Linked DNA regions of Homo sapiens: region 1 is linked to region 2. Evidence: chromatin contacts called from ENCODE Hi-C or POLR2A ChIA-PET data. All regions are on one chromosome and are shown on one strand. The core of a region is the stretch at or near the end of the contact, and the rest is flanking DNA. Distances in the headings are between cores, read along the strand shown. Region 1 overlaps SORL1 (sortilin related receptor 1). Region 2 overlaps SORL1 (sortilin related receptor 1).

Evidence for each region. A loop is a pair of places that touch in the nucleus more often than their neighbours do. ChIA-PET counts read pairs that join two places held with the same protein, here RNA polymerase II (POLR2A). Pooled maps may share reads with other maps.
Region 1: a loop to region 2 is called in a map of posterior cingulate gyrus, with 12 times the contacts of the local background. The contact joins two enhancer-like sites. A Hi-C loop is called at or near these places in 6 of 168 maps with a recorded cell type or tissue (B cell, CD4-positive, alpha-beta T cell, CD8-positive, alpha-beta T cell and 3 more), 9 of 37 single-sample maps with no recorded cell type and 12 of 50 pooled maps. POLR2A ChIA-PET finds 5 or more read pairs at or near these places in 8 of 52 experiments (CD8-positive, alpha-beta T cell, OCI-LY7, activated CD4-positive, alpha-beta T cell and 4 more).

Annotation. Positions count from the first base shown.
Region 1 is chr11:121,532,912-121,536,829 of GRCh38, reverse strand. The region is part of intron 12 of SORL1 (sortilin related receptor 1); the gene reads right to left. Among named protein-coding and RNA genes, the nearest start is that of SORL1-AS1, 82 kb to the right of the region's middle. Within about 2 kb of position 2,494, at least 2 of the 41 ENCODE cell types and tissues checked have a DNase peak (open chromatin) inside an H3K27ac peak, as active enhancers do; they include OCI-LY7, where a contact is called at or near this core.
Region 2 is chr11:121,492,640-121,496,539 of GRCh38, reverse strand. The region is part of intron 5 of SORL1 (sortilin related receptor 1); the gene reads right to left. Among named protein-coding and RNA genes, the nearest start is that of SORL1-AS1, 42 kb to the right of the region's middle. Within about 2 kb of position 1,704, at least 5 of the 41 ENCODE cell types and tissues checked have a DNase peak (open chromatin) inside an H3K27ac peak, as active enhancers do; they include OCI-LY7, where a contact is called at or near this core.

The sequences.
Region 1 (3,918 bases), core at 1,245-3,744, 40 kb before region 2:
GGCACCTCGAATCTTTCCTAGCACACAGAAAGGGCATTATTCATAAACGCTTGTTGAAGGAAGTTAAAGAAACTGCACTGCAACTCCGTTTCTCGGTTTCTTAACAGTTAAAAGGTGATAAAGACCAAGCTTGGTGGCTGACACCTGTAATCCCAACACTTAGGAAGGCAGGTGGATCACTTTGAACTCAGGAGTTCAAATGAGAACAACCTGGGCAACATGGCGAAACCTGTCTCTACCAAAAAAAAAAAAAGATATAAAAATTAGCCAGGCATGGTGGCTCCTGCCCGTGGTCCCAGCTACTGGGAGGCTGAGATGGGAGGACCGCTTGAGTCTGGGAAGAGGAGGTTGCAGTGAGCCGAGATCGCACCACTGAACTCCAGAAAAAAAAAAAAAAAAAAACACAGTGATAAGAACACCTGCTTCTCTATACCTCAAGGGGCAGAAAAACCACAGGGGTTAGGATAAAGTAGGGGTGGCTCTCCCGACAACTGTACCATTGAGAGGCGCTGCAAGCAAGTGAAGACATTAACCACTGCCTCCCACATTCTGGAACTGTGGGGCTGCTTCCAGAGCCCAGGTCCAGAAAAGACAGCTGCTCTGCTGCGTGGAGTCTTTTCAGGGGCTTTTCAGGATTTCCAGAGAGAAGCCCCTATGAAATTGGATGTCTTAGAAAAAAAAGATGCTTTGGGGCAAGTTCAAAATATTATTACTGACTACGAAAAATATCATCATGCTGACAAGCAAACCGCAGCGAAGAAACAGAAATTGATCTTCTCTTCCGTGATCAAGCTGACAAACGTGTTTGAATCTTCTTCGGTCAGGGTGCAAAAATGCAACAGCCCCTTCTCTGACGAAAAAGCCACTGCTCCTATGCCTCCCGTGAGCAGGTTCACAGGAGCAGCGGGCTGAATGAACGAATAAGTGGATCCCCAGTGCAGGTTCTTATTTACCCATTTCAGACATGTAGACACAAGAGCAAAACAAAGTGTTCCACTTCTTGCTCTCAATTTCAATTAACAATAACAAAGGTAACAGTCTCAGAGGAGACTCAAGGCAGAAGCTGAAACAAATAACAGTCAACTCCTAGATATCTGTGCTAATCAGGGAGAGAAAGACATGCATAACTTAAAAGAACATCGACCAAAAAAAAAAAAAACCCTAATGTTTACTTTGAGCAATGCTTCAATTGCTGTCCCCACTACAACCTATTTGAGTTACTAATGCTACTTTACTTGGCTTCCCTCCCTAAAGATGAGTAAAATCAGAGCAGAAAGCCCTCTTTCAAACAACCCCCTCCTCCCAGCCTCTCTCTCTGCATCTGGCTCAGAAACATCACAGAGCCACAGTGGGCACAGGCAGCTCCCGATCAGTGCCCCACTTGCCTTTGCATCCTTGGTATCCAGCACAGCATCCGCTTCATTGTAGATGTTCGACAGTTGTCTGTGTAATGGACCTGAAATGATTCCTAACAGAAATATGCTCAAGTTCCAGTGTGGGCATTAACTCCTGACTAATCTCTTATTCCCTCATGTGAAAACTAAGGAAAGTAGATTAGGTCATCTCTGGTGTCTCTTGGGTACTACCGGGTTGCACACATCCAGGGAGCCTCCACTCACATCTGTGCTCTAGGGGTTGTCATTGACATGGAGCACAGTGGCAGTGGTCCCCTTGGAGCTGTGCAATTGGCACACTAGCTCGGTCTCCTCTAGTTTTATAAATCAGTTAAAAAAAAAAAAACCATAAGCAATCTTGGATGATTAAGTATGCATGACCTATTTCAATCAAATATTTGCTAAGTGCCTGGTAACCTACATCGAGCAGAAATATTTACCTACAAAGACCTTACTAACGAGTTGCAGAATTCAGGCGCATCATGTAAAGGTAACTAACATAAGGAGTCAGAATATGATCAATGCCAAATGAATGGGACAGCCTATACATGCTACGAGTCATAAAGGAAAAGAGATCTCTGTGACTGGGGAGGCCAAACTTAGAAGGGGCCTGAGGCCCTAGCCCAGCAACAGATATCCAGTCTTGTCAGAAGCCACCTGTCCTTGTGCATGGGTGTCACAGTAAATCACCATTGTAGTCTGAGAATATCAACTAACTTGAATATTATTTCTTGCTTTTCAGAGCAGCAGGGGAAGAAGCAAAATACCTCTGTGAACAACACACTGAGTAAATGCCAGGTGGCTACACAGATTTAGGCCAAGCTCAGGTTGTTATGTGGGACACATGCACCTGTCAATAGGAGGCTTGTATGTATTTTCGTATTTTCAAATGCTTTATTTGAACTATTCAAACAGACACCTCCAAATGAAACCTATACAAATAGAGGAATGCTACAGTGACCATAATCCCCCAAAGTCTACAACCCCCAAGTCATTTCAAAATGTCTGGGGAAGGCTTTATGATTTTCTGGCAGCAAGTTTATTTTCCTGATCATGTTTTGCTCCAGCTCGTGCAGAATGACGCTGCGTTCCCTGAGCACATATGCACCGACAGATGGTGTAAGAGGACTAGAATCACACTAACTCCTTCAGAGGAGCCAGTTTGGAATGCAAATTTAATTTTCAGAGAAGTTAAACAAGGCAAATCGAGAACTGACTCTGAAATCTGAAAGCCATACAAAGAATGAAATGTATTCCTAGGAAGCCAAACTATGTCCCCTACGTGCGTATTACACACATAGCAGTATACCAAACACTACAATTGTTTCGTCGCCCACCTTTCAACTACAGGGTGGCAGGCATCCTATTCATCTACAGATACACAGCATCTGGCACAATCGGTGCTTGGTGAACATGTGAAATGAAAATTAAATTAATGGGTATATAAATGATAGCACAAATGTGGGAAGTACTGTGCTCTGTGATGGTCGTTGTCTGAGCAAACACCAATCTGAATATGAATACAGAGTGTTGCACACAAACAGGACCTCTTCGGAGTATCACCTCTAAAGAAATAGCTAACCAGTGCTACACAGAACAGAGAACAGCCAGGTGGAATGCCAAACACCAGTACTTTGCTTCTCTCTCCTTCTCTGAGGCCAGGCTGCTCAGCACATGTCAAATTAACCACAGGGAAAAAAAAACAGCTGCTAAGATCTCTTTTTCCAAACCACCCACCTCTCACTTACTGCTGGCCCCGTTTCTAAAAGGAGCAAAGAAAAAGAAAGCTTTGTCCTTGCAATAAACAAGAGAGTTACAGAAGCCCTCTCCAGATCCTTCACCAATCCATCTAATGGGTTCAGCTCAAAAACAGGGAGAAGTGTGGTCCAGCATGAACTTGACCTAACATGAACCATTCAGAAACGAGCCAAAGGTAATCAGAGGACTGGTTCTGATAAAATCAGAACATAAGGGTGTAGAGGTTACAAACTCTTGACAGTTTTGCTTTTCAGAACAATATATTGCAAAGAATGTAGGACGCAATCGAAAAACCCAAGTGCTAATCCTGTCTCTGTCACTAACAAAGGGAATGACCCTGGGCAAGTTACTTTGCCTTGCTGAGCCTGTTTTCTCATCTGTGAAATGATGCAGTTAACCCTAAACACCCCTTCCAGCTCCATGAGACCCCCCACCAACCTAACGCACCAAAAGTCAATGGCTATCAAGTTGTATGCATTCTGTAATTGTTACTGATGTATTATTATTATTATTATTGCTATTTATTATTAGTCTTTCTATGTAATAAAGACACAAAGCAAAGAAGGACAAATTAAAGAGCCTCCACTTAATTATTTGGCCATTATTATTAATTGCCCTCTTGCTCACAATCTCCCTTTGTGATAGAAAGGACAGGTTCTTATATTCCCATTTGGGAGATAAAGAGTTTAAATCGGGGTGGGCACAGTGGCTCACACCTGTAATCCAAGCATTTTGGGAGGCCGAAGCAGGTGGATCACCTGAGGTC
Region 2 (3,900 bases), core at 455-2,954:
GCAAGTTTCTGGTCTAAAGTTATGAATCTCAGAGGAATGAAGGAGAGTTTTCCCAAGGTGCTACATCCTCTGAAGAACATTACTGGAGAAACCACACCATGAACCTCTGAGCCTGATCCTTCCAAGTGACGCTGCCCTGTCTCTGCCCTGTCCCCTACCAATGTCATGGATCTAGGCAATCTGGAGCTGCCTGTGCATTTCGTCTCCCATGAGGCTCTTCCACAAACTCTTTCTCAAACATACTGATCTCCTTGATGTCCTTCAGAAAGGGAGGGCACCTTTCTCCCACTGTGCTTTTGCAAACACCACACTCTCGTGAGGAGATGCCCTCTGCACGCACTCTGATCCCTCCATCCAATTCCTACTCTCCTCTGTCATCAAGTTCAAGTCTTCATCTTCCAGGAAGCCTTCCTCAGTGCTGTCCTCTCTTCTCCCAACACTAGCAATAACATCCCTCTGCAGCATCCAATTCCAAGCCTTTTACATGAGTTTGAACTCCAAACAAAGGTATAAAACCCCTTTAGTTGGGTGATTTTTTAGAATCAGTCTTATTCCTTTATGCAGTAATGCCTCTTAGACACTGTATTTTATTGTTCACCATTATGTATTTGTCTGAGCTTCCTAGACACAGTATAGATGCCTCGGAAGGCCATGTCTTAGATTTCATTTTACCCTATAGTATTCCTAGCTGAAGAGATACTTTCTGCATTGGATCTGTGGGGCAATTCAAGAAGCTAATCCAAAATGAAAACATAGAATGACCAGGCCAAACTACCTTGGAGAAGAACTTCTGAGCCAGTGATCCCCCAAGAATCCCCACACAGCAGCTCAGAGGACAACTTATCTGCTCCAGGTCTCCTAACATTCTCAAGAACACCAAGGCCATGGGAACCATTCAGCAAATGGAAAAAATAAATGGTAAAGTCGGGAAGATAGTCTTGTAGTGAGAATACAGAGTGATGACTCAAGGAAAAGCAGAAGGCCTCAGTTAGGTAACTGCCCTTATACAATCCCATATGCATGATGGCTCTCAGAATAATGAAGGTAATCGTGTCAAATTCCTTCAGAGATATACTGTCAAGAGCATATTCCCCCCACCCCTCCCAAAAAGGAAAATAAGAAACAGAAAAACAAGAACCTCTTTTGCCAGATGTAGTGGGTCACACCTGTAATCCCAACACTTTGGGAGGCTGAGGCCAGGGTAGGGAGGGGGACCATTTGAACCCAAGAGTTCAAGACCAGCCTGGGCAACATAGTGAGACTCCACCTCTACAAAAAATAAATTTAAAAAAATTAGCCAGGTATGCTGGCGTACACCTGTAGCCCCAGCTACTCAGGAGGCTGAGGTGGGTGGATTGAAGCCTGGAAGTTTGAGGCTGGGTGAGCCATGATTGTGCCACTGCACTCCAGCCTGGGCAACAGAGCAATACCCTGTCTTGAAAAAACAAAGAAAAAAGAGCTTCTTTTTACAATGGGAGCAAGACTTGAGTTTTGCCCTACAATCTGGATTCTTAGGGCAACGGAGAAACCAGCAGCTTTGGTCCTAGTGTGGGAGAACACTATTCTTCATTATCAGATCCTCTGTGTGCATGTGTGGGCGGGTGGTGGCATGTTCTCTTCTTTTCCACAATTAGAAGTACTGATTAAAGTACTTCCTCTAGCCAGAGGATATGCAAATTAAAATGAGGCTGCTTGGTATTTTTAAAACGGCAGAGAGGAAGGAACCTTTATTGAGCTATTTTGAGACCCAGCTCACCTCTATTATTCCTTCCTAGCCAAAAGCAGCAGCCAACACCTAGAGATAGAAAGAACTGTGACTTTCATCCCAATTTTCTTCCGTAATCCATATTTGGACCTCCCATTTCTGCAAGCTGCTCCACCTACAAGTTCTCATACTTTGCAATCACTTAGACTTCCAATGTCTTACGCTCACTGACACCTACTTTCTATTGTCTTTGTCCTCATTGAGAAATTCCAATCCTTGCTCTATCTCTGAGCAGTCACCAGCCTCACCTGGCCTCACCTGAAATCCCTCAATGATGCTCCACAGGGTATCTTTGAGTCCCCTCAGCCCCCTCCAGGTCTTCCACTGTTCTGTCTTGCCAATCTCAAGCTCCGGACCATGTAAATTTTTAGCTTTCCCACTCCTGCTGCTCCCAACTCGCCAAGCATTGTTGAACAAATGTATATCATTATTCTGAGAGACTAGATTACGCTTTCACTTATTATGGGGAAACCTAGGGGGAGAAATCCCACAAATAGCCTAAAATCCCCTAACCGACATGTCATTAGCTTCAATGAGATAAACCAGTCCTTTCTCCCAGGATATCTGTATATCTACACAGAGGCAGAAGGTACAATATGATTTTAGAACTTAAAATTTCTAAATTGTATGTTCCCTTATCTAGTAATTCTGCTGGTTTGCCCTCTTAATTTATAGTTTCTTAAGCAGATAAAAGAACAATTTTTCCCCTTAAAATTCAAATAAAGCAGAAGAAAGTTCTAATGGTTCTCCTTGAGCAGAGGGTGTCCTTGGATGAGACTGTGGTTATAATTTCACTAAGATCCCACAACTTTTGCTCAAGGAAAATAACAAAAGGGTCAGAAACAGCTACCCTCTGTGGAAACATAAACAGAATCTATGGGTGTCTGATGATGGTCAGCTGTAAGGCTCCTCAACATACCAGCTCCATCTTTACCTCTATTACTAAGGAAGCAATACCAACTAAAAGACATTTCACTTTACATGGAGAACTAAAAGAAACAAAGGCAGTATCTACATCTTCTGGGACCATTACACTTAATGAGGACTAAAATTACAAGTAAAAGTCTAAAAACAAATGAAAAACTAGGAGATAGAAATATAAATACACACACATACGATCTATCTCATATCACAGCCAAAGGGCTAATCTCGAATATATAAAGAGCTCCTTGAAACCAACAATGAAAAGACTAATAATCAAATAGAAAACAGGCATGAGATCAGGCACGGTGGCTCACACCTGTAATCTCAGCACTTTGGGAGGCCAAGGTGGGTGGATCACCTAAGGTTGGGAGTTCAAGACCAGCCTGGCCAACATGGTGAAACTTCATATCTACTAAAAATACAAAAATTAGCCAGGCATGGTGGTGGGTGCCTGTAATCCCAGCTTCTCGGGAGACTGAGACAGGAGAATCACTTGAATCCGGGAGGCAGAGGTTGCTGTGAGCCAAGATCACGCTACTACACTCCAGCCTGGTCATACTTAAACAGACAAACAAACAAATAAATAAAACAAACCATAATCCCAGCACTTTGGAAGGCCAAGGTGGGAGGATTGCTTGAGGCCAGGTGTTTGAGATCAGCCTGGGAAACATAGGGAGACCTCCTTTCTACAAAAAAATGTAAAAATTAGCTAGGGATGGCTGCACATGCCTGTAGTCCTAGCTACTTGAGAGGGTGAGGTGGGAGGATCACTTGAGCCCAAGAGTTTGAAGCTGCTGTAAGCTATGATAGTGTCACTGCACTCCAGCCTGGGTAACAGAGTGAGACTCTCACTAAAAAATATAAAATAAAAATAAATAAAATTAGCCAGGCGTGGTGGCAGGCACCTGTAATCCCAGCTACTCAGGAGGCTGAGGCAGAGAATTGCTTGAACCCTGGAGACGGAGGTTGCAGTGAGCCAAGATCACGCCACTGCACTCCAGCCTGGGCAACAGAGCAAGACTCCGTCTCAAAAAAAAAAAAAAATGACCCTTAAGCAGATTAAAAGATGTTCTAACTCATAATAAGGAAAATGCAAATTAAACCACAGAGATAATATTTCTTCCCTAACACATTGGCTGTGGAGGGAGACACTATTCTATATTGTTGAGATGAGTGCAAACTTGACACTTTCTATATCAAATCTGGCACTC